Linked DNA regions of Homo sapiens: region 1 is linked to region 2. A link is an interaction called in ENCODE POLR2A ChIA-PET data of the cell type or tissue named here. Cell type or tissue: MCF 10A. All regions are shown on one strand. Links, peaks and the distances in the headings refer to the core of each region. The heading gives the core; the rest is flanking DNA. Region 1 overlaps ZNF638 (zinc finger protein 638). Region 2 has its middle 33 kb from the start of ZNF638.

Evidence for each region. ChIA-PET counts read pairs that join two places held together with the same protein. Peaks named below come from ENCODE experiments on the same cell type or tissue, not always from the same donor. Only the 100,000 strongest peaks of a DNase experiment are listed, where the experiment ranks them.
Region 1: POLR2A ChIA-PET joins it to region 2 with 7 read pairs; 5 of 35 experiments call an interaction of 5 or more read pairs at or near these places.

The regions. Positions count from the first base shown.
Region 1 is chr2:71,379,536-71,390,609 of GRCh38, forward strand. It overlaps ZNF638 (zinc finger protein 638), which reads left to right. Exons shown (of 28, transcript NM_014497.5): 9 at 687-745; 10 at 978-1,030. It also overlaps the pseudogene RNU6-105P. Among named protein-coding and RNA genes, the nearest start is that of ZNF638, 53 kb to the left of the region's middle. In MCF 10A, for the core only: no CTCF peak of the experiment used is centred there; a DNase peak (open chromatin) is centred at 5,716.
Region 2 is chr2:71,293,656-71,304,729 of GRCh38, forward strand. No RefSeq gene overlaps it. Among named protein-coding and RNA genes, the nearest start is that of ZNF638, 33 kb to the right of the region's middle. In MCF 10A, for the core only: a CTCF peak has its summit at 5,955 (motif pointing right); no DNase peak of the experiment used is centred there.

The DNA of each region.
Region 1 (11,074 bases), core at 2,002-10,001, 86 kb after region 2:
CCTAAAGTGCAAGTATGGTGATGCTGGCAATTTGGATATGCCAAAGAGAAGGGGAAAAATGTTTCCTTTAAGTGAAAAGTTGAAAGTTCTGGACTTAATAAGGAGAGAAAAAAATTGTATGCTGAAGTCGCTAAGATCTACAGTACAGTAAGATATTTTGACAGACCGTATTCACGTAAGTTTTATTACACTATATTCTTACAACTTATTTTTTTAATTTAAAATATGGAATGCCTAACGAATATGCGTGTCATCCTTGCGCAGGGGCCATGCTAATTACCGTATCATTCCAATTTTAGTATATGTGCTGCTGAAGGGAGCGTTTTTCTATTTTATTATTGTTGATCTTTTACTATGTCTAATTTATAAATTAAACTTTCATGTATATACAGGAAAAAAAACATAGTATATATAGGGTTCAGCACGAGCACGGTTTCAAGGCATCCACCAGGGGTCTTGGATAAGGAGAAACTGCTGTAGTTAATGATAAGAAAATGCAGATGAGTTGTGAAAGATGAGATGTAAAATTAGGCTGTGTAATCACAAATTGAAAAAAATGTCTTTATAAATAGGAAAAGGTAATAATCATGTGTCCTTTAGAATAGGAAGATTTTAGATTTTTGTTCTATATTTTCTAAATTGCTTTATACTAAATTTCTTTTGTTCAAAATATTTTTCCTACGTAGAACAAAGAGGTGAAGAAAAAGACTTTAGAGTCAAAGAAAGTATCTGCATCTACCTTAAAGTAAGTGACTTTATGATTTCATATGTGAGAATGAAATGTGCATATGACTTAAGAAATTTTAATTTTTAAAACCGCATTTTAAATATATTTTATCACTATAACTATAGTTTAAGAGGGATATCACTCCAGTTGAATTATTTTAAACGTTTTTAGGTTTAAATATTACATTTTTAGGATTTTGTAGAACTTAGAATTCCTAAGTTGCTGCTAAATTTTTTCTCCTTTTAAATAGAAGAGATGCAGATGCTTCAAAAGCTGTTGAAATTGTTACTTCAACTTCTGCTGGTAAGTTGTTACTTTTAATATTCTTTCAAATGAGTGTATCTTGTCAGTTTAGTAGAAACTTAGATGATGATGCTATGAAGACACTATTGTGCTTTAATGAAGGAGACCCAAATTACATTCTTTAATTGGCCCCTGTATTAAGCAGGCGGTTAATATTTAATGCTGTGTAATTACAGAATCACTTCTGGAGTAAATACAACAAATCTGTGAGATAATGTATGTGAAATAGCTATCGTAGTTCCACAGTTAATAGCTGTTTTTTACATGTTTAGGTTAGTTATGCAATATCTCCCTCCATCCCTTCCCGATAAACCCACAAGACACAAAACATAAGAAAGGTATGTTAAGAATGCTTATCTGGTCCTCTTTGATTTTGGAGGTTAATTGAGAGCCAAAAAGCAAGCAAAAAAGACTATCCAGAAATGGATGCTATCATACTCATGTACTAAAAGCTATTTCTTTATACTCAGGAAAATACTTGAAGCCATCATTATGAATCCAGTTAAATAAATTTTGCATACAGTTTTATAATCCGGGTTCTCCTTTTTCTTAGTCCATTTAGGACTAGAAAGGTGGAAAGTTTTGAGACTAGTACTAGTGAGAATAAACAGCTCGATAGTGAAAGACAGGAAAGAAAAGCTAAAATAAGGCAGAGACAAATTTAGGAACTTACATTGCGTTTTGTATGTTCTGTTTGGGGAAGGTAAAAATATAGTGTGTTGGTTTTTCTAACTGGAATGAGGTAAGAATTTAGGCACTAAGTTTTACTAGTGAGGTGAAAATTGGATTGTGGAATATCTCATTTCCCCGTAATGTTTAGTTGTATAGAGTATTGAAGTATTGAAGGTTAGCAGAGATACTATGAATGGCTTCTGGAAGGCAGTACATTTTGATTAAGATTTTAAATTAGGTAACATTATGTGAAGAGATAAAATGTGGAGGCAGAAGATTACTTCATCTGGGGGGCACACAACAACAAAGGTAACAAAGTTCAATTATTCTATTGAAGGCCTTGAAGGGTCATGCTGAGAAGTTTTCAAATTTGACCCCATTAGTAGCATTTTCAGAATGTGTCATGTTAAAGAGTAATTTCTGAAAGAAGTTTTGGGTAAAAAGGTTTGGGGTGTGTGTTATAGCTATTTTTTCTCTTTTGAAAAAATAATTCACAGAACACATTTTATGAAATCCTTCAGGAAAGAAACCTATTTAGCTTTGTTTAGTCCACTGTTTCCTAAGCTTGGCAAAAGTACACTCCATTTTTTCTGGATAAGAGCTAGTAAAAATTGGTACAGACTCTGGGAAATTGCAGTAGAGAATATGGAGCCACTCACTAATTGTTTAGGATTCTTATATAGATTGGATAAATTGGAGAGATGTAAAAATCCCACTGAGAAAAAACAGCTGGGCTTCACTTTGGGATGATGAGGACCTGATGTGAAAAAGGTTAATTTAAGTGATGTGAGGAGGTAAAATTTGCATTTTATTATATGGAATTTTTCAGTAAGTGAGTTTAAAAAATTTTTTAAATAATTATAAAATTTCCAAGTTTCAGTCCTGATAGGTTTTACTAAGAGTGCGATGATATTATTGATTACAATTGGAAAACTCACAGTGGTGCCTTTGAATTTGGGGTTAGGTCCTTAGATTTCAACATTACCAAGTTTCAGCTGTCACGAGTATCTGCTAGAGATATTCTTTAGTCAGCCAATCATATGGCATTGAAAGTGAGATACTTGGGAATTTTTTTAAGTTTAAGGTCTAAATTTTGGAAAGCTAAAATACTTCCTTGCAATATAAATGTAGAAAGAAAAAGGAGCCTATAAACAGGACTGAGAAAGTGACAGGTGAGAAAGGAAGGGTACTTGATAATTTTTTGAGATCCGCTCAGATTGAAGAGTGACAGGAAGAGTTAATTAGAGCAGTTTTAAGGATAAATTTGATTATAAGCACAGGGAGGAAGCAAGAGTGTAATTTGATCATGAATGGAAACATTCGAGCTCTTACCCAGTACTAATTAAAAAGAAAAATAGTAATTACTGAGTAGCTATTATATGCCCATGATAGGGGGCACTTTGTAGAGGCTTAGGATGTATCAGTGGACCAAATAGGCATGGCTGTCCCCAGACAGTTTACATTTTTAACTTGAGGTGACAAATATTAAATATAAAATAAACATTAAATAATATGAGTTTTAGAAAATGAGAAGTTCTGTGACACAAAGCTAAAGCAGAACCAGGGTAAAGGTGATGCAGGATTAGTTTGTTTTAAAGTTAGAATTTAGTGTACAAAATAAGGTAAAAATGACTTATTAAGTAGACAGACCTACTAACATAATCTGTACCAGAAGAGAGAAAACAAAGAAAAGAAGCCTCACATTTGTGGGTATGATATTTATGCTGGACACATGGGCACATAGTATATTTATGTTATTTTGTTTAATCTTTCAAACCGTTCTTTGAGTTGTAGTTAATGTTTGGCTGGGTGCGATGGCTTATGCCTACAATCCCAGCACTTTGGGAGTTTGAGGCGGGTGCATCACCTGAGGTCAGGAGTTCAAGACCAGCCTGGCCAACATGGTGAAACCCCGTCTCTACTAAAATACAAAGATTAGCTGTGTGTGGTGGTAGTAGTCCCAGCTACTCAGGAGGCCGAGGCACGAGAGTCTCTTGAACCTGGGAGGCAGAGGTTGCAGTGAGCCAAGATCGTGCCACTGCACTCCAGCCTGGGTGACAAGAGCGAGACTCCACCTCAAAAAAATATATTGTTCTCATTTTCTAGAAGAGATAGATTCAGAAAGGTTAAATGAGTCAGGGCCACATGGAGGAGTTAGAATTTGAACGCAAAACTTTATGATTCCAAAGCGTTGCATATACTAAATTACCTCCCTCAAGAATGAAAACTTCTTGATTTTCTTGGATCACTACTTTTCTCCAGCCTTTCTAGTTTTCCTAATAATCTTTTCCTCTTCTCATGTCATGCTTTTCTTCCTGGGTGGTTTTTTTTTTTTTTTTTTTTTCTTCTTTTATTGAGATGGAGTTTCACTCTGTTGCCTAGTTTGGAGTACAGTGGCATGATCTTGGCTCACTGCAACCCGTGCCTCCCAGGTTCAAGTGATTCTGCCTCAGCCTCCCGAGTAGCTGGGATTACGGGTATGCGACACTATGCCTGGCTAATTTTTCTTTTTTTTTTTCTTTTTCTTTTTTTTTTTTTTTTTTTAGTAGAGATGGGGTTTCACCTTGTTGGCCAGGCTGGTCTCAAACTCCTAAACTTAAGTGATGCACCCACCTCGGCCTCCCAAAGTGCTGGGATTACAGGTGTGAGCCACCATGCCTGGCCCTCTTCCTGGGTGATTTCTTTCCTGTCAGTCTTTAAGGACATCTCCCTTACGTACATAAACTCTTCTATCCCCTTGAGTATACTCTTCTCATTTTCTTATATTATTTAACAGTTACCACTAATCATCCGGTAGAGTAGTTCTTAACCCTGTCTTCTCTTTTCTTCTGTTCAACATAATTCAGATTTAGATAACATCCTTCCCCTTTTCAGCCAATCAGTGGCGGATCCATATTAGTTTTCCACTGACTCTACTTCAGCTCTCAAATTCTTTATATGTAGCTCCATCATGCCTGTAACTCCTTTTAATTCAGACCTGTCGTCTCACATTTGAACTTTGGAAGATAGCCTCCTGACTGGTATTTTTTATTCCATACTCTGCTTTATTATACACGTTGTTGCCCAGAGGTCTCTTTAAAGCAGATCTGATCATTCTACTTCTAGCAACCAGTGGAATAAAGTCCAAATTCTTTGGCTTTCCATAAATTATTCTTTGCCCTTTGACCCCAGATTATCTTTTGAACCTATTAACAGTCAACTGTGTATTATTTTGTAGTCACTCAGAATAGTTTATTTTCCATGTTACTTCATTCCTTGGTTCTTTATTTATGCTGTCTATTTGCATGGAATTGATGGCTGACTTCATTTAACTTCAGTAAGCACTTAATAGGTCGCAGGCAAGGTACTGAAGATAAAAAGTCAGTTAAGACTTCTTTTGGGGAGAGTTGGAGGACAGATTCTGATTTATCCTGTAAGGCTCATCTCTGATGAAACTTCCTTGATCGAATGATTTTTTTCTCTTGTTATGGCTTTTCTCTTTTTTAGAAATAATATGTCCCCTTTTCTTTTTACCTTTTCAGTTCCCAGCTGAAAATGACATTCTTTTAAATCTAAGTATAAAAGTAATGAATGTTTATTGTGAAAATTTTAAAATATTTCAGAAAATGTTTAAAGAAAGTGATTTACACCATTCAGAGATCACCTCTTGTTTATTTGCTTAAGTCAGTTATTTTCCCAATAAAAGCCCTTTGCTCACCTGTGGGAACTCCCACATGTGAGTTCCACCAAATCTTTCAGAAAGCAATATCGATTTCAGCTATACCATGGCATTCAGGAGAAGGGAAAGCTTCCTGTAAAAGGGGAAATGAGAAAAGGTGGGGGAACAGGCTAATACATCAAATACTGACAAAGACACTACACACCTATCAGAATGGCTAAAATAAAAAATACTGATAGCACCAAATGCTGATGAGTATGTAGAGAAACTCATACATTGTGTGCAAGAGCAATTGTGAAATAGTACAGCCATTCTAGAAAAGAGTATGACAGTTTAACTTAACAAAACTAAACACATGCTTACCATATGACATCACTTACACTCTTGGGCACTCATCCCAGAGAAATGAAAACTTAGCTCATACAAGGGCCTATACACGAGTATTTATGGGTACTTTGTTTATAATTGCCCCAAACTGGAAACAACCCAAATGTTCTTCAGTGGATGAATGGCTATTTTAAAAAGTTTTATATTATAAAATTTCATGTATATCACATTGAAATGAAATTACAGAGAGAGAACAGATTAGTGATAGTCAGGGTTGGTGGGAGGGAGGTGGCTATTGCTATAAATGGGTTTTAGAAGAGATCATTATGAAGGAACCATTCTGTATCTTGGCTGGTGGTAGTCACACTGATCTACACCTATGATAAAATTTCAGAGCTAAGTACACATTACATGTAAAATGAGTGAAATCTGGGTGTTGGTAGATTGTATCAATTGTGTCAGTTTTCTGTCTGTGATACTGTACTACAGTTATGCAAAGTGTTAACCATTGGAGGGAAACTGGGTGAAGGGTATATGGGGTCTCTCCTTTTTTCATACAACTCCATGTGAATTTACAATTATCTCAAAAGTGAAAGTTAAATATTTTTTAATTGCTGACAGCTTTCATAAAACTATAGAATTATATGTAGGAATATTAATGTTAAATTTTAGTGTAAAATTTTAACATATAGTGTCTGCGAGCACTTTGAATAATGGACTATGCACAAGAGAGGGTCGTATTGGAAGTATAAAGATGGTTCAAAATGAGGAAATCTGTTAATTCAATACTACCATATTAAAAAAAGAACATATGATCCTTTCCATAAATACTGAAAGGGATATTAACTTCAACATCCATTTCTAGCATTTAAAAAAGAAATCTTAGCATGGGCATCATAGTGAGACCCAGTCTGTATCAGAAATTAAGAAGTTATCTGGGCATGTTGGCATGTGCCAGCTACTTGCAAGGCTGATCTGGGAGGATTGCTTGAGCCCAGGAGGTCGACGCTTCAGTGAACTGTGATCGTGCTACTGTACCCCAGCCTATGCAACAGAGTGAGACCTTGTCTCAAAAAAAAAAAAAAAAAAAAAAAAGTTTCTTAAATTTATGATATGTATGTGTGTATATATACTTTTATTTATGCACACACATACATATACAAGTACACATATGTTAAAAGCCAGCATATGTTTAATAATGCATTAGATGCATTCCCATTAAGGTTGGGAACTAAACTGAGAATATGCATCAACACCTCTTTCAGTTAAAATAAATATTTTTTAAAACTAATAACCATTAACCAGTACAATGTAATTCAAGAGGCATGGAAATTGGAAAGTAGGATACACCGTTATTTGCAAATATGATAGTACGAAGGAAAACCTAAGAGAATCAATTATACAGTGCTATTTAATTATAATTACCCATCTTAATTCTCTAATATGTCATGTTTAATTGCTTTTTAAAGAAGAGCTCCTTATGTAATCTAATATTAAATAGTCCATTTATAATAATAAAAATGGTAGAAGTTATAAAAAGAAAACTAAAATATTAAAAGGCATAAAATGAGCCTTAAATGAAAAAATGGCATTCTTGGATAGAAAGCTTCACTGTTATAAGATGCCTTTTTTTTCTTTTTTTCTTTTCTTCTTTTTTTTCTGTTGCCCAGGCTGGAGTTCAGTTGTGGAATCTCAGTTCATTGCAGTCTCCACCTCCCAGGTTCAAGTGCTTCTTCCACCTCATCCTCCTGAGTAGCTGGTATTACAGGCCAGAGACACCTCATCCAGCTAAACCTTTTTTTTCTTTATACACTAAGTATAAAGAATAATAGCAATAAAACATTTTAAATTACATAAGCTGATTCTAAGTTTATATATTATAAGAAATTAACATAGAAGAATAGGCAGGACAGTTCTTTAAAGAAAACAATGAAAACAGACTATCCACAATAAATATTAAAATATATTACAAAGTTCGAAGATTTAGAGTAGTTTCATATAGTTACATAGACAAAAAGTAGGACAGAAGAGAGTCCAGAGATATTTCCCAAAACATACAAAACATCAGTAAATTTGTATGATAATATTTCGTTTTAGTTGGAAAAAGATCAATTATTCATTAAATTAGCTACTTTTTTTTTACTTTTGATAAAAGTAAAAGCACTTTGCTTGGTGCGGTGGCTGACGCCTGTAATCCCAGCACTTTCGGAGGCCAAGGTGGCTGGATCACTTGAGGCCAGGAGTTTGAGACCAGCCTGGCCAACATGGTGAAATCCCATCTCTACTAAAAATACAAAAATTAGCTGGGTGTGGTGGTGCTCTCCTGTAGACCCAGGTACTCAGGAGGCTGAGGCAGGAGAATTGCCTGAACCTGGGAGGTGGAGGTTGTAATGAGCTGAGATCATGCCACTCAGCCTGGGCAACAGAGCAAGACTCTCTCAAAAAAAAAAAAGTAAAAGTGCTTATATCAAACTGCAGTTGGATCAAAGATTTACTATGATACATAAGATGATAACAGTATTCTTTAAGTGTGGAGAATATTTTTTGTAAAATTTAGGTTGAGAAGTCCTTCCCAATCAGGAAGACATTTGACTACATAAAATGTATTAATGCATAAGTATTTTGAGTGACTTTAGAAAATTGTTAACCTATGTGTTAATTTTCTTAAGGAACTCTAATAAAAAATAAGAAGCCTCAACCCAAAAGATAAATTGGAAAATAGTATGATTAGGCAGATTATAGAGAAAGAAGTAGAGATGACTTTTAAACATATGAAGACGGATACAACTACACTTATAATTAAAGAAAAAAAAATCCTACCAGTTTCCATTTCACATTGGGAAGGTTGATCATTTCAGTTAACCATGTTAGGTTTTTGTAGGAGATTGGTCAGGGTGGTGGGAAAAGTTATAAGGAGAGACGCAAACCTTCTTGGAAGTCCTGGGAGGTTTTGCAAAGCTTCGGGAGAGAATAAAGGCTGAAGGCAGCTAAATTCTCTTACCCTGAGGCTAAGGGCAAGTAGTAGGTAACAAAGGAGTGTAAAGGAATTTATCTAGATAAGTTTATTTACTTTTGCCGACCTTTGATCATCCGACCTTTGATCATCCGACCTTTGATCATCTGACCTTTGATCATCTGACCTTTGATCATCCGACCTTTGATCATCTGACCTTTGATCATCCGCGTGCAGGACTGCTCCCTACAGGCGGGGGCAACAACTACCCACAGATTGTGTTGGCTCCAGGCCTTTGTCATTAAATCTGTACTAAATAAATACAAGCAGCTCCAGCTTATTGGGGCTGCGTTCTCTCTTCGGCGTCTCTAAGGCCGAGCAGTTTCCTAGCTGCGCTCACGCAAAATACCTGTGTCTGCGTACTTTTTTCATCCGTCGCTCGGCCAGAGTCGGTGGATCAGACTCAGCAGCTGGTGCCCCTCGTGAGGAACACTGCAAGGGATCACGACGGAACCCCCGAAAATGAAGGCGAAGAGACTGTGCAGTCAGTAAGTCATTGGTGCCCACTCGGGATATCCAAGTTCAGGGGAATTCTCAGACTAGAGTTTCATCATGAGACAACAGCTGTCCGCACAACAGAAACAGTATATAAAAGTATTGAAACAACTGCTTAAAGCTAGCAGAGCCTCGGTTTCACAGGCTCAGTTAAGGGTCCTAAGGCAAACTGTTGTTTCCCATAATCCATGGTTCCCAGCAGAAGGCATGCTGGACCTAGAGCTCTGGGAATAAGTGGGGAGAAATCTTAAACAATACCATAAACAAGGGCAACGGGTCCCAGTAACATCTTTAACCTTATGGGCCTTAGTTAGGGCTGCTTTGGCCCTGCTGTACACAGAAGATCCCAAGAAGGGAAGGGAGAAGGAACCATCACCTACCTTACCGCCGCCTCCTCTTCCCTCAGCCCTGCCATTACTGGGTAAAGATACCAAAGAGGAAACAGAGGTTTTCCCTGAGCCCCCTCCCCCAATAAATTGGAAAAAAGACAAGGGATACACTACAGCTGTGGGACCCTGTCTTAGGCAAGTGGCATTAGAAGGGGAGCTCTTAACCTGCCCGGTAATGCAAGATCAGCAAGGTACTCAGGTATATGAACCCATTTCTTTTGACGCTTATAAAGATAAGAAAAAGCATCAGAGCAAACGGAGCTGCTAGTCCATTTATGAAAGGATTAATTGAAGCCATAGCAGACAACTTCTGTTTGGCCCCATGGGACTGGTCAGTGCTAGCTAAAACAACTTTAGAGCCCAGTCAGTACCTCCTCTGGAAGACAGAGTATGATGAGTTGTATGAACAACAAGCCAACCAGAATCAATTGGCCGGGCAAAACATAACAGCTGCTATGCTTCAGGGGAGGGGTTCCTATGCCAGTGTCCAACAACAATTAAGTTTTGTTCCCTAAGCCTATGCACAAGTGTCTTTGTGTGCTATGAGGGCTTGGGACTGAATTCCCGAATTCCGAAAGCGGAAGTTCAACAAGGATCTTTATAAATGTTCGACAAGGGCCTCAGGAGCCATTTTTTGAATTTATCAATCGGTTAACCCAGGCAATTAAGAGACAAATTAGTCATCCCCAGGCCGCTGATAATCTTATTGTTGCAGTTGGCTTATGAAAATGCTAACGTCGACTGCCAACAAGCAATGCAGGCAGTCAGAGGAAAGGCAGTTACGGCCAGGGAACTTACACGAGCACGTCAACTGGTGGGGACTGAAACACACAAAGCCAAAATATTGGCCATGGCAATAAAGTCTCCTGAAGTGAAAAGGGAGAAAACCCCAAATTGTTTTCTGTGTGGAGAGCCAGGTCATAAGAAGAGGCAGTGCCCCACTAGTAGAGACCAAGGTAACTCAGCAAAAGAACCCCCTTCTATATGCCCCCGACGTAGAAAGGGGAAACGTTGGGCAAATCAGTGCAAGTCCAAATTTGATAAAGATGCCAACCACCTAAGTAATCAGGTGGGAAACTTCATGAGGGGCCAGCCCCAGGCCCTGCTCCAAACTTGGGCAATGCCAGCGGCTTTCCTCGGTCAATTGGAAAGCCCACAGTCCACTCTCTCAGAACAGCCACCTCTGGGAGCGCAGGATTGGGCTTACTCTGCCCCAACGAATTAGTGCTAAAAGGAGAAGACCCTAAAAGGATTGCAACAGGGATCTGGGGCCCACTGCCTCCAGAACAGTGGGATTGGTCCTAGGATGATCAAGCCTATCCAGCAAAGGAATTAATGTGCTCACCAGGGTAATTGATAGTGATTATCAAGATTGAGGTATTAGTTATGATGGAGTGTAAAGGTCTGCATATTCTTCCCCCTAAATCTAAAATAGCTCAGTTACTATTCTTACCGTACTGGGTCCCCAATGCCCAGGGAAAGAGGAAGGG
Region 2 (11,074 bases), core at 1,587-9,586:
GCCTGCCTCGGCCTCCCAAAGTGCTGGGATTACAGGCGTGAGCCACCGTTTTTGAGTTTTTTACATATTCTGGATATTAATTTCTTATAATATATACTGCTTGCAGGTATTTTCTCCCACTCTGTGGGTTGCATTTTCACTCACCTATACTGTCTTTTGAATACTATCTTTTGATGCACAAAAATTTTTCAATTTTGACAAAGTCTCACTTATGTATTTTTTCTTTTGTTGCCTGTGCTTTTGGGGTCATATCCAAGAAGTCAGTGCCAAATCCAATATCATGAAGCTTTTGCCCTATATTTTCTTCCAAGAGTTTTATAGTTTTCACTTTTGTGTTTAGGTCTTTGACCCATTTTGAATTAGTTTTTGTATATGATATAAGGTAAGGGTCCAATTTCATTCTTTTGCATGTGGATATACACTTTTCCCAACACCGTTTGTTGAAAAGACTGTCCTTTCCCTGGTGAATGATTTTTGCACCTTTGTTGAAAATCATTTGATCATATATGTGAAGGTTTATCTCTGAGCTCTCTGTTCTATTCCACTGATCTGCATGTCTATCTTTATGCCAGTATCACACTGTTTTTGATTACTGTAGCTTTGTAGTTTTTTGTTTTTTGTTTTTTTTTTGAGACAGAGTCTCCCTCTGTCACCCAGGGTGGAGTGCAGTGGCGTGATCTTGGCTCACTGCAAGCTCCGCCTCCTGGGTTCAGGCCATTCTCCTGCCTCAGCCTCCCGAGTAGCTGGGACTACAGGTGCCCGCCACCACGCCCGGCTAATTTTTTGTATTTTTAGTAGAGACGGGGTTTCACCGTGTTAGCCAGGATGGTCTCTATCTCCTGACCTCGTGATCCGCCCGCCTCAGCCTCCCAAAGTGCTGGGATTACAGGCGTGAGCCACCGCGCCCGGCCAGTAAGTTTTGAAATGAGGATGTGTGAATCTTACAACTTTGTTCTTCTTTTTCCAAGATTATTTTGGCTATTCAGGGTCCTTTGGGATTCCATATGAATTTTAGGATGGATTTTTCTATTTATGTAAAAACATTATTGGGATTTTTGAAAGGGATTGCATTGAATCTGTAGATTGCTTTGGGTAGTATTGCCATTGTAATAATATTAACTCTTCCAATTCATGAACATGGGATATGTTTCCTTTTATTTGTGTCTTCCTTTATTTCTTTCAGCAATTTGTAATTTTCATTATACAAGTCTTTTACTTCCTTAAGTTTATTCGCACTAAGTATTTTATTCTTTTTGATGCTATTACAAATGGAATTGTTTTGAATTTCCTTCTCAGATTGTTCATTGCTATTGTATAGAAACCAACTTATTTTTGTGTTTTTCACCCTGCAACTTTACTGGATTTGTTTTTTAGTTCTCGTGGGGTTGTGTGTGTGTGTGTGTGCGTGTGTGTATAATCTTTAGGGTTTTCTACATATAAGACCATGTCATCTGTGAATAGAGATAATTTTACTTCTTTCTTTCCAATTTGGATGTCTTTTATTTCTTTTTTTTTTGCCTGATTACTCTGGCCAGAACTTCTAACGCTACGTTAAATAGAAGTGGCAAAAGTGAGGCCGGGCTTGGTGGCTCACATGTGTAATCCTAGCACTTTGGGAGGACGAGGCAGGCAGATTACATAAGCTCAGGAGTTCTAGACCAGCCTGGCCAACATGGCAAAACCCTGTCTCTACTAAAAATACAAAAATTAGCCAGGCATGATGGTGCACACCAGTAATCCCAGCTACTCTGGAGACTGAGGCATAAGAATCACTTGAACCTGGGAGGGAGAGGTTGCAGTGAGCCAAGATCGTGCTACTGGACTCCAGCGTAAGCAATAGAGTGAGACTACAACTCAAAAAAAAAAAAAAGTGTCTGAAGTGAGTATCGTTGTTTTATTCCTGATCTTAGTGGAAAAGCTTTCTGTTTTTCATAATTGAATATGATGTTAGCTGTGGGTTTTTTGTATCTGGCTTTTATTGTTTTGAGGCAGTTTCCTTCTATTCCTAGTTTGTTGAGTATTTTTATCATGAAAGGATGATGAATTTTAAATACTTTTATTGCATCAATTGAGATAATGTGGTTTTGTCCTTCTAATTCATTGTATGAAGCTAGGAATTACTTTTTTTTTTTTCTTTTTTGAGATGGAGTCTCACCCTGTTGCCCAGGCTGGAGTGCAATGACATGATCTCAGTTCCCTGCAACCTCTGCCTTCTGGGTTCAAGTGATTCTCCTGCCTCAGCTTCCCAAGTAGCTGGGACTACAGGCGTGCACCACCATGCCTGGCTAATTTTTATATTTTTAGTAGAGACGGGGGGTTTCACCATGTTGGCCAGGTTGGTCTCCAATTCCTGACCTCAGGTGATCCACCTGCCTCGGCCTCCCAAAGTGCTGGGATTACAGGCATGAGCCACTGCACCTGGCCTTTTATTCTAAAACTAGATAAAGAATACAAAAAAAAGTACAGACCAATATTCCTCATGAATGTAGATGCAAAAAATTACTAAATTATTGCCAGATTTAAGGCCAGTGTACAAAAATCAATTATTTTCCTATATTGTAGGAATAAGCAAAATAAATTTTGAAAAGGGATACTGTTTTCAAAAGCATCGTAAACATTAAATAATGTAACATAATATAGTCATAATATTAATGCAGAAAACCATACAATGTTATTGGGAGAAGGTAAAGAAGTTCTGAGTAATTAGAAGGATATACCATATTTTGTTGATTAGAAGTCTCAATATTGTAAAGATTTCACTTCTTAACAAATTGATTCACCGAGTCAATGCAGTCCCAACTCAAAATCCAGTAAGTTTTTTTTCTTTTTTTTTGAGAACTTGACAAGTTGATTCTAAAATGTATCTGGAAATGCAAAAGACCTAGAATAGCCCAGACAATCTTGAACAGTGGGAAGGCTAGCCATATTGGATATCAAGACTTAATATGGCCGGTCATGGTGGCCCACACCTGTAATCCCAGCATTTTAGTAGGCCAAGGTGGGAGGATTGCTTCCAGCCTTTTTTTTTTTTTTTACTAAAAAAAAAAAGAGAGAGACAACATGACACTGTAATTATTAAGAAAGTGTAATATTAATGGAAGAATAGAAAAATTGATCAAAAGACTAGAATAGAGAGTGCTGAAGCAGAATCACATATATCTGGACACTTCATGTATGAGCAAATTGACCCTAAAGAGAAGAAGGGAAATAATTAAATTTTTTTCAGTATGTGGCATGGAGACAATCAGATATTATTATTTTTAAAAGGAAGGAAAAAACATACAAAGTAAAAATCAAACCAAAGCTTGACCCAACGTCACACTATTAAAAAAAAAAAAAAAAAAGGCCGGGCACCGTGGCTCATGCCTGTAATCCCAGAACTTTGGGAGGCTGAGGCGGGCAGATCACCTGAAGTTGGGAGTTTGAGACCAGCCTGACCAACATGGAGAAACTCAGTCTCTACAAAAAATACAAAATTAGCTGGGCGTGGTGGTGCATACCTATAATCTGAGCTACTCAGGAGGCTGAGGCAGGATAACAGCTTGAACCCGGGAGGCGGAGGTTGCGGTGAGCCGAGATTGCGCCATTGCACTCTCCAGCCTGGGCAACGGGAGCAAAACTCCGTCTCAAAACAAAAAACAAAACAAAAAAGTTCCAGGTGGGTTGTGGTTTTAAATGTGAGCAGCAAAACAATGAAGTTCCTAGAAGATAATATATGAGAATATCTTCATAACCTTGGTATAAGAAGACTTTTAATAGGATGCAAATAATACTAACTATAAAGAGAAAGAAAAGCTAAATTGGACTACATCAAAATTCTTTCCTCACTGCCTCCCTCCCATCCTTTCTTCCTTCCATTAAGATTTTACCCCTGGCCAGGCATGGTGGCTCACACCTGTAATCCCAGAACTTTGGGAGGCCAAGGCAGGAGGATTGCTTGAGCCCAGGAGTTCAAGACTAGCCTGGACAACGTAGCGAGACTTAGCCTCTATTTTATATTTTTTTTTAAAAAAAATTTCACCCTACTGGGGAATTATTAGAGATCAACAGTAAAAATAAGTCATTGCTTATCAAGAATACTGTGGTAATGTCCTGTCACTGGGGTCCTCACATAAACTGTTGAAAACCTTTAAGCCATTTCCTACCATATAGCCACATAATCTTTTCAAAATATATATCATCACTTTACACTTTGACTTAAAATTCTTTCACTTAAAATTCTTTCACTAAGACTGGTTAAGTAAATTCTAGGATATCTCCCTAAAATGAAATATGCTACAGTCATTAAAAAGAATGAGGTAGATTTCTTTACATGAATGTAGAGCAATCTCAAAGAATTATTAAGTCAAAAAACAAGATACAGAACAATGTGTATTAAAGTGTAGGGAATAGATACAGTAGAATCTCATCATATATTCATTTCAGTTACTCAAAATTAACTAACTCATGTAGGTAAAAGAAAGGAAATTATATATTATTAAACAGGGCAGGGGACTGCATTGGCCTTTTCTCCACTTTGTCTAAGTATGTAGTCTATCTTATTAGTCTGTGAAATAGTGTGTAATTTTAAGGGTTTTACTGACCATTTATAAGGAAGAGTTATACATAATGCAGGAGGCCAGGCACTGGAACGGTAGTGGTTTTCCTAACTATCGTGCAGCACAGCTTGTCTTAAGACAGGGTCTTACACACTGAATGATTTTTGGTATGTCTGGCCCTCAGCCATTAAATGTCAGTAGCTTCTGAGGTATTGGGTCAACCAAAGAACTGCTCTGCAGATCTTCAAACATCAGTGGATGGGATGGGATTTAGGAGCATACCGCCTTAGTGTTCTTAGGCTAAGAACACTAGAGGGGAAAAAAATAGAAGAAATAATATAGGGTCACAGAGAAAACTGAGTGAAGACTGAGAGGAATTCACAGCATGGGATTTGGGATTGGTTGCACAAAACTGTATATGCTACGCCTGAATAAGTAATGTAAGGGTTTTTCATGGATTATTTTGACCATAAGCAAGACAGGAAAATGGGCAACATGGTTGCATGTAAGTTCTATCTGGAATTTAAGTTGGGCTCTCAGTTGCCAACTCCAGGGAGCTGCCAGGAAGTAGATGTGCTTGAAGGACTCCTCAGTTCCCACCTTTACCCTGAAGTGTTCTGGAACCTGCACTTACTATCCCTGTGCCAGCCTGTCCCTCCTCCCTCCCTAAGGAGGGGAAGGGAAACACCCTTAAGAGGGAAAAATCAGCTCTGAGGTGAGGAAATAGGATAGTTACTAATTTGAGAATACTCATTTGGCCAGGCGAGGTAGCTCATGCCTGTAATCCCAGCACTTTGTGGGAGGATCACTTGAGCCCAGGAGTTTGAGACCAGCCTGGGCAATGTAGTGAGACACCTGTCTCTAAATAAGAAAAAAATTAGCCAGGCATGGTGGTGCCTGCCTGTGATCCCAGCTACTTGGGAGGCTGAGGTGGAAGGATCACTTGAGCCCAGGAGGTCCAGGCCACAGTGAGCCATGATTGTGCCATTGCATCCCAGCCTGGGCAACAGAGCGAGACCCTGTCTGGAAAAAAAAAAAAACAACTGATTTGACTTAATGTACTACTGGACTAGACTAAGGAAACTCAAAATAAGTTCAGTACAAGGAAGTGTCTTGACTTAAGTTATAACTGAAAAGTCACACAGACTTCCGCTTAGCAGGGGCTTGGTAGGATAGCTGCTGTCCTTAGAAAGGTTTTGGGCATGGCCAACCTTGGTCTGGTATTTCAGTAATAGACTGGATTGTGCCTCATTTTGGTCACCACACTTAAAAAATAATGTAGATAAATACAGGAGTCCATTGAAGGTGATTAAAATTATTGAAAGCAGGTAAAATAGCCCTAAGATTGGCATTGGTGTTTTTACTGCACCCCAGCCCAGATTCTTCTGAAGTTTTCAGTAGCACTACTACAAAAGACCACAAGGTGGTGACAAAATTCTAAGGTATCTTTTTTTTTTAAGCTAGATTTGGAAGCAATCACACATTCCCTGATGGAAATGAGGAAAAGAAAGCTTAAGAATGTCTATATTTCAAGTTTTATGGAATGATCAGAATACTTTCTCTAGCAGGTTTTTTGCAATACTTGCCCATTGTTTAAACGAAAAGATTTCATTCATGTTAAAGAACAATACTGGTAAATGAGTTAGATATTTGTCTCTTAGGCTTTAGCAGACATCAGCATTGTTTCCGTAGCTTTCTGCTCTCTTTTTCTCTCTTTTCTGTCCTCTGTACCTCTGTCCCCTTTCAAAAGACTCCATCATATGAGGAAGTCAATCTAATATAGTGGTTGAGGGCGTGGATTCCGGAGGCCTGCTGCTGAAGTTCAGATACAGATTACCAGTTATTAACTGTGCGACATACAGCAAATCACTTAGCTCTGTGCCTTGGTTCCTTTTTCTCTAAAATGGAGATGACAATAGTGCCTAGTTCATTGATTATTCTCAGGATTAAATGAATCTATAAGTGTAAGAGCACTTAGAGCAATGCCTGGCACATAAAAATGTTAAAATTATATGGAATTAAAATTTAAATGATTTTCTATTGGTTTATGGAGTTAACTTTTTAAAATTTATTAAGTAGATGAGTGAGCTGCATGAGGATTTTCTCTCTCTCACACACACAACTTCCAAATAAAATTTAGTTGCTTTTGGTTTAGGAGGCACTTAATAGCTTTCCTTTTCCTCTGTCCGTCATGTTTCCCTATTTCTTACCCTTACATTAGTCACTGAAGAGAAAAGGATAGGGATTTTGTTTATTTATATGAAAGATATTTATGTTAAAGTGAGACAAGAAAAAAAAAGTGGGGTTTTTTTTTTTTTTTTTTTTTTGAAACAGGGTCTCGCTCTGTTGCCCAGGCTGGAGTGCAGGCATGATCTCGGCTCACTGCAACCCCCCCTCTCCTGGGTTCAAGCGATTCTCGTGCCTCAGCCTCACAAGTAGCTGGGACAAGAGGCGCATGCCACCATGCCCAGCTAATTTTTGTGTTCTTTTTAGTACAGATGGGGTTTCACCATGTTGCCCAGGCTGGTTTTGAATTCCTGAGTTCAAATGATCTGCCCCCCTCGCCTCCCAGAGTGCTGGGATGCCAGGTGTGAGCCACCACACCTGGCCAAAAACATAGATTTTTTTGCCCTGTATTTTCTATGGGCACAGAAGAAAGACCTTTTCAATAATCAAGAAGATTTTTAAAAGGATATTATGCCTTACATATTTAACTATTTTAGGATCACATTAAAATGATCTGCTAATGAAATTAAAATCTGTACATTTACTTTATTCACTCTTTTTTGTTTTTTTGAGACATTCTCACTCTGTTGTCCAGGCTGGAGTGCAGTACCGCAATCATGGCTCACTGCAATATCTGCATCCCGGGCTCAAGCAGTCCTACTGCCTCAGCCTCCCAGGTAGCTGGACTACAGGTGCATGCCACCACACCTCGCTAATTTTCATGTGTTTTGTAGAAATGGGGTTTCACCATGTTGCCCTGGCTGGTCCCGAACTCCTAGGCTCAGGTGATCTACCTGCCTAGGCCTCCCATAGTGCTGGGATTACAGGCATGAGCCACTGCACTGGGCTTGTACATTCTCTCTTTAGAAAATAAAACTTTTTAAATAAAATACTTCAAATATCCAAAAGAAAATCTGAGATATTTGTAAGATAAAATCATAAAAATAAAATTAACGCCATTTCTTCAACCACTCAATTGAAGAAATAGAACATTAATATAATTTTTGAAGCCCTCTATACCCTTACTCATCCTGTGCCTCTCTTTGAACTTCCCCCAATCTGACTTTTTTATTTCTTATTTTTTCTCTCTCTCTCTCTTTTTTTTTTTTTTTTTTTTTTTTTTTGAGACAGGGTCTTGTTCTGTCACCCAGACTGGGGTACAATGGTGTGATCATGGCTCACTGCAGCTTCCTTGACCTCCTGGGCTCAAGTGACCCTCCTGCCTCAGCCTCCTGAGTAGCTGGGACTAGAGGCGTGTGCCACCATCTCTGGCTAGTTTTTGTGTTTTTTTGGGGAGAAGTAGTTTCACCATGTTGTCCACGCTGGTTTCCAACTCCTGGGCTCAAGTGATCCAACTGCCTTGGCCTCCCAAAGTGCTGGAATTATAGGTGTGATGATTTCTTATTCTCTTACATGAAAAAATATCTTACCACTAATGGGCAAAATCATAAACACGGTATTGCTTAGATTTGCATGTTTGAAGACTTTACGTAAAATGATTCCTATTCTTCTTCTTCTGTAACTTGCTTTTTGTTTTTAGTCAGGAGTATATTCCAGATGTTCATCCATGTAGATACTTACCTAGAGCACATGTATTTTTACTACTCTGTTGTATTCTGTTATGTATATATCATTTATTTTTGTCACTCATCTGTCAATTAAAAATGGTATTAAAATCCAGAATTTAATAATTTTGCTATTAAAAAACCAGTGCTGCTGTGAGCATTTTGTACTGGCTTCTTGGTACACCTGTTCAAGAGTTTTTCTAGGCTACATGCCTGCGAGGGTAATGCTTGAAAATGACAAATGGTTTTCCAGGGTGATCATGATCCATGTACCTTCCTACTAGCCGTATATAAGAATTAATGTTTCTCCATATCCTTACCAATATTTGGTCTTTTGGTTTTTGCTTGGTGTGTGCAAAATGGTCTCTGCTTCAATCACTCTGGCCTGTTTAGTGCTCCTCACAACCTTTGCACTTACTTGTTCCTCTGCCTGGAATGTTCTCTCCCTGATATCTCCGTAGTTTGCTCCTTTACCTCTCTCAGGCCTTCACTTAATTGTGAAGTTCTCTGTGAGGCTTTCCCTGTCCATCCCCTTTAAAATTTGGCATGCTTCTCTCCCACTCCCTTATCTCTTCACTGCTTTATTTCTTTCCGGACCACTTACTGCCACTGCTTTTCCACACTAGAACTTAAGTTCCTTAAGGATAGGGAGTTTTTCATATCTTGTTCACTGTTGTGTTTCTAGAATTTAGAGCAGCACCTTCCCCATAGAAGACTTTAATAAATATTGTTGACTGAATTGAATGAATGTCATTGAGGTTTTACATTTTCTTGATTATTAATGAGGTAGAGCATTAATGAGGTGGCCACTTTTTATTAGCCATTTGTGTTTCCTTTTCTGTGAAATGGCTGCTCAAATATATTGCTTATTTTTCTATTGGGTTGTTTAATACTTTCTTATTGATTGATAGCAGTTCCTTGTAAGTTCAGATTTGTTAATTACTCATGTCATACATATACTTATACTTTGTGCCTTAACTTTAAGCTTTTTTTAAAAAAAAAAAAAAAACTTGGCCAGGCGTGGTGGCTCACGCCTGTAATCCCAGCACTTTGGGAGGCCGAGGTGGGTGGATCATGAGGTCAGGAAATCAAGACCATCCTGGCCAACACGGTGAAACCCTGTCTCTACTAAAAATACAAAAAATTAGCCGGGCGTGGTGGCGGGCGCCTGTAGTCCCAGCTACTTGGGAGGCTGAGGCAGGAGAATGGTGTGAACCCAGGAGGCGGAACTTGCAGTGAGCCTAGATTGCACCACTGCACTCCAGCCTGCGGGACAGAGCGAGACTCTATCTCAAAAAAAAAAAAACAAAAAAAAAAAAACAAAAAAAAAACTTACCTCTTGATAAACAGTTTTAATTCTTTAAACACTTTTTAAAAATTTTTTTAATTTTAATTTTTTTTTAGAGACAGTGTCTCACTCTGTCACCCAGGCTAGAATGCAGTGGTGCAATCATGGCTCACAGCAGCCTTGAACTCCTGGGCTCAAGTGATCCTTCTACCTCAGCCTCCTAAGTGGCTGGGACCACAGGTGCACACCACCATGGCTGGCTAATTTTTTTTTACTTTTTACAGAGACAGGGTCTCCAGTATTGCCCAGGCTGGTATCAAACTCCTGGGCCCAAGCAATCCCCCCACCTCTGCCTCCCAAAGTGCTGGGATTACAGGTGTGAGCCACTGCACCCTACCTGATATGTACTTTTGGATATATGATTACACATATGTGTGTTTTTTCTATTTAAAAATGGGAACATACTACACGTACCTTAAACTCTTTCAGTTATCTAAAAAATTAATTGTCAAATAATATTGTATTATATGGATCTAAAACAATTGTGTAGTTTACCCTCATTTGTTTCTGCAAGCTCATCCTCTTTTTCATGGTCATTAGATATTGCCTATTCTCAACACTTGGCCATCTTCTCTCCTCACTTGGTATTACCTCCGTAGGTAATCTCACCGATGGCTCACAGCTTAAGTTATTAGATACATGCCAGTGACTTCCCAGAGTTACGTCTCTAGCTCATAAACCTCAGAGCCCCAGCCTAGGTATCTAACTGTCTGCTTAGCATTCCTGCTTGCTTATGTCAAAGGTACCTCAAACTCTACATGTCTAAACAAGGCAGAACTAATGAATTTCCCCTCAAACCTAGCAGTCTGCCAGTGTTCCCTTGGCATGATCATCTGTCTCACTGAATAAGGCATAAACAGGAATCACCATTAATACATTATTTGCTCCTAAATCCTGATCATCTCTCCTGTGATGTCTTCTTTGATTTAGCTGGGCAGAAATTTAGGCTTCTGTAACCAAGAAAAGCTACGGATTGTCTGATTCACATCTGTTTAGAGTTTACTGTTTGTGGGCAAGAAATATACCTCTTTGCAAGGCTCTGTGGTCTTTCCTGTTTGCTTTCAGCTGGACCAATTGAACTGAACCTTGTTTTTTTTGCAAGAATTAGATGTAGAAGTAGTGAATTTATGAGTTAGGAAATTTTTTGACTGCAAGTTACAGAAAACCCTAATCCAAACAAATCAATTTATTGCCTTCTATAAAAGGAAGTCCAGAGGTAGAATGGGTTCAAGCTGATAAATATCAACAGTGGCTCAGTTATATCATTATGGACCCAGGTCCATTCCTCTCTTCATTCTGCTGTTCTTAGCAAAGTCAGTGTTTCAAGTTACAGGAGTTTAACCAGCACCTTTGTAACCACAGAATAAGGATGATCACTTCCCACACTTTCCACATAA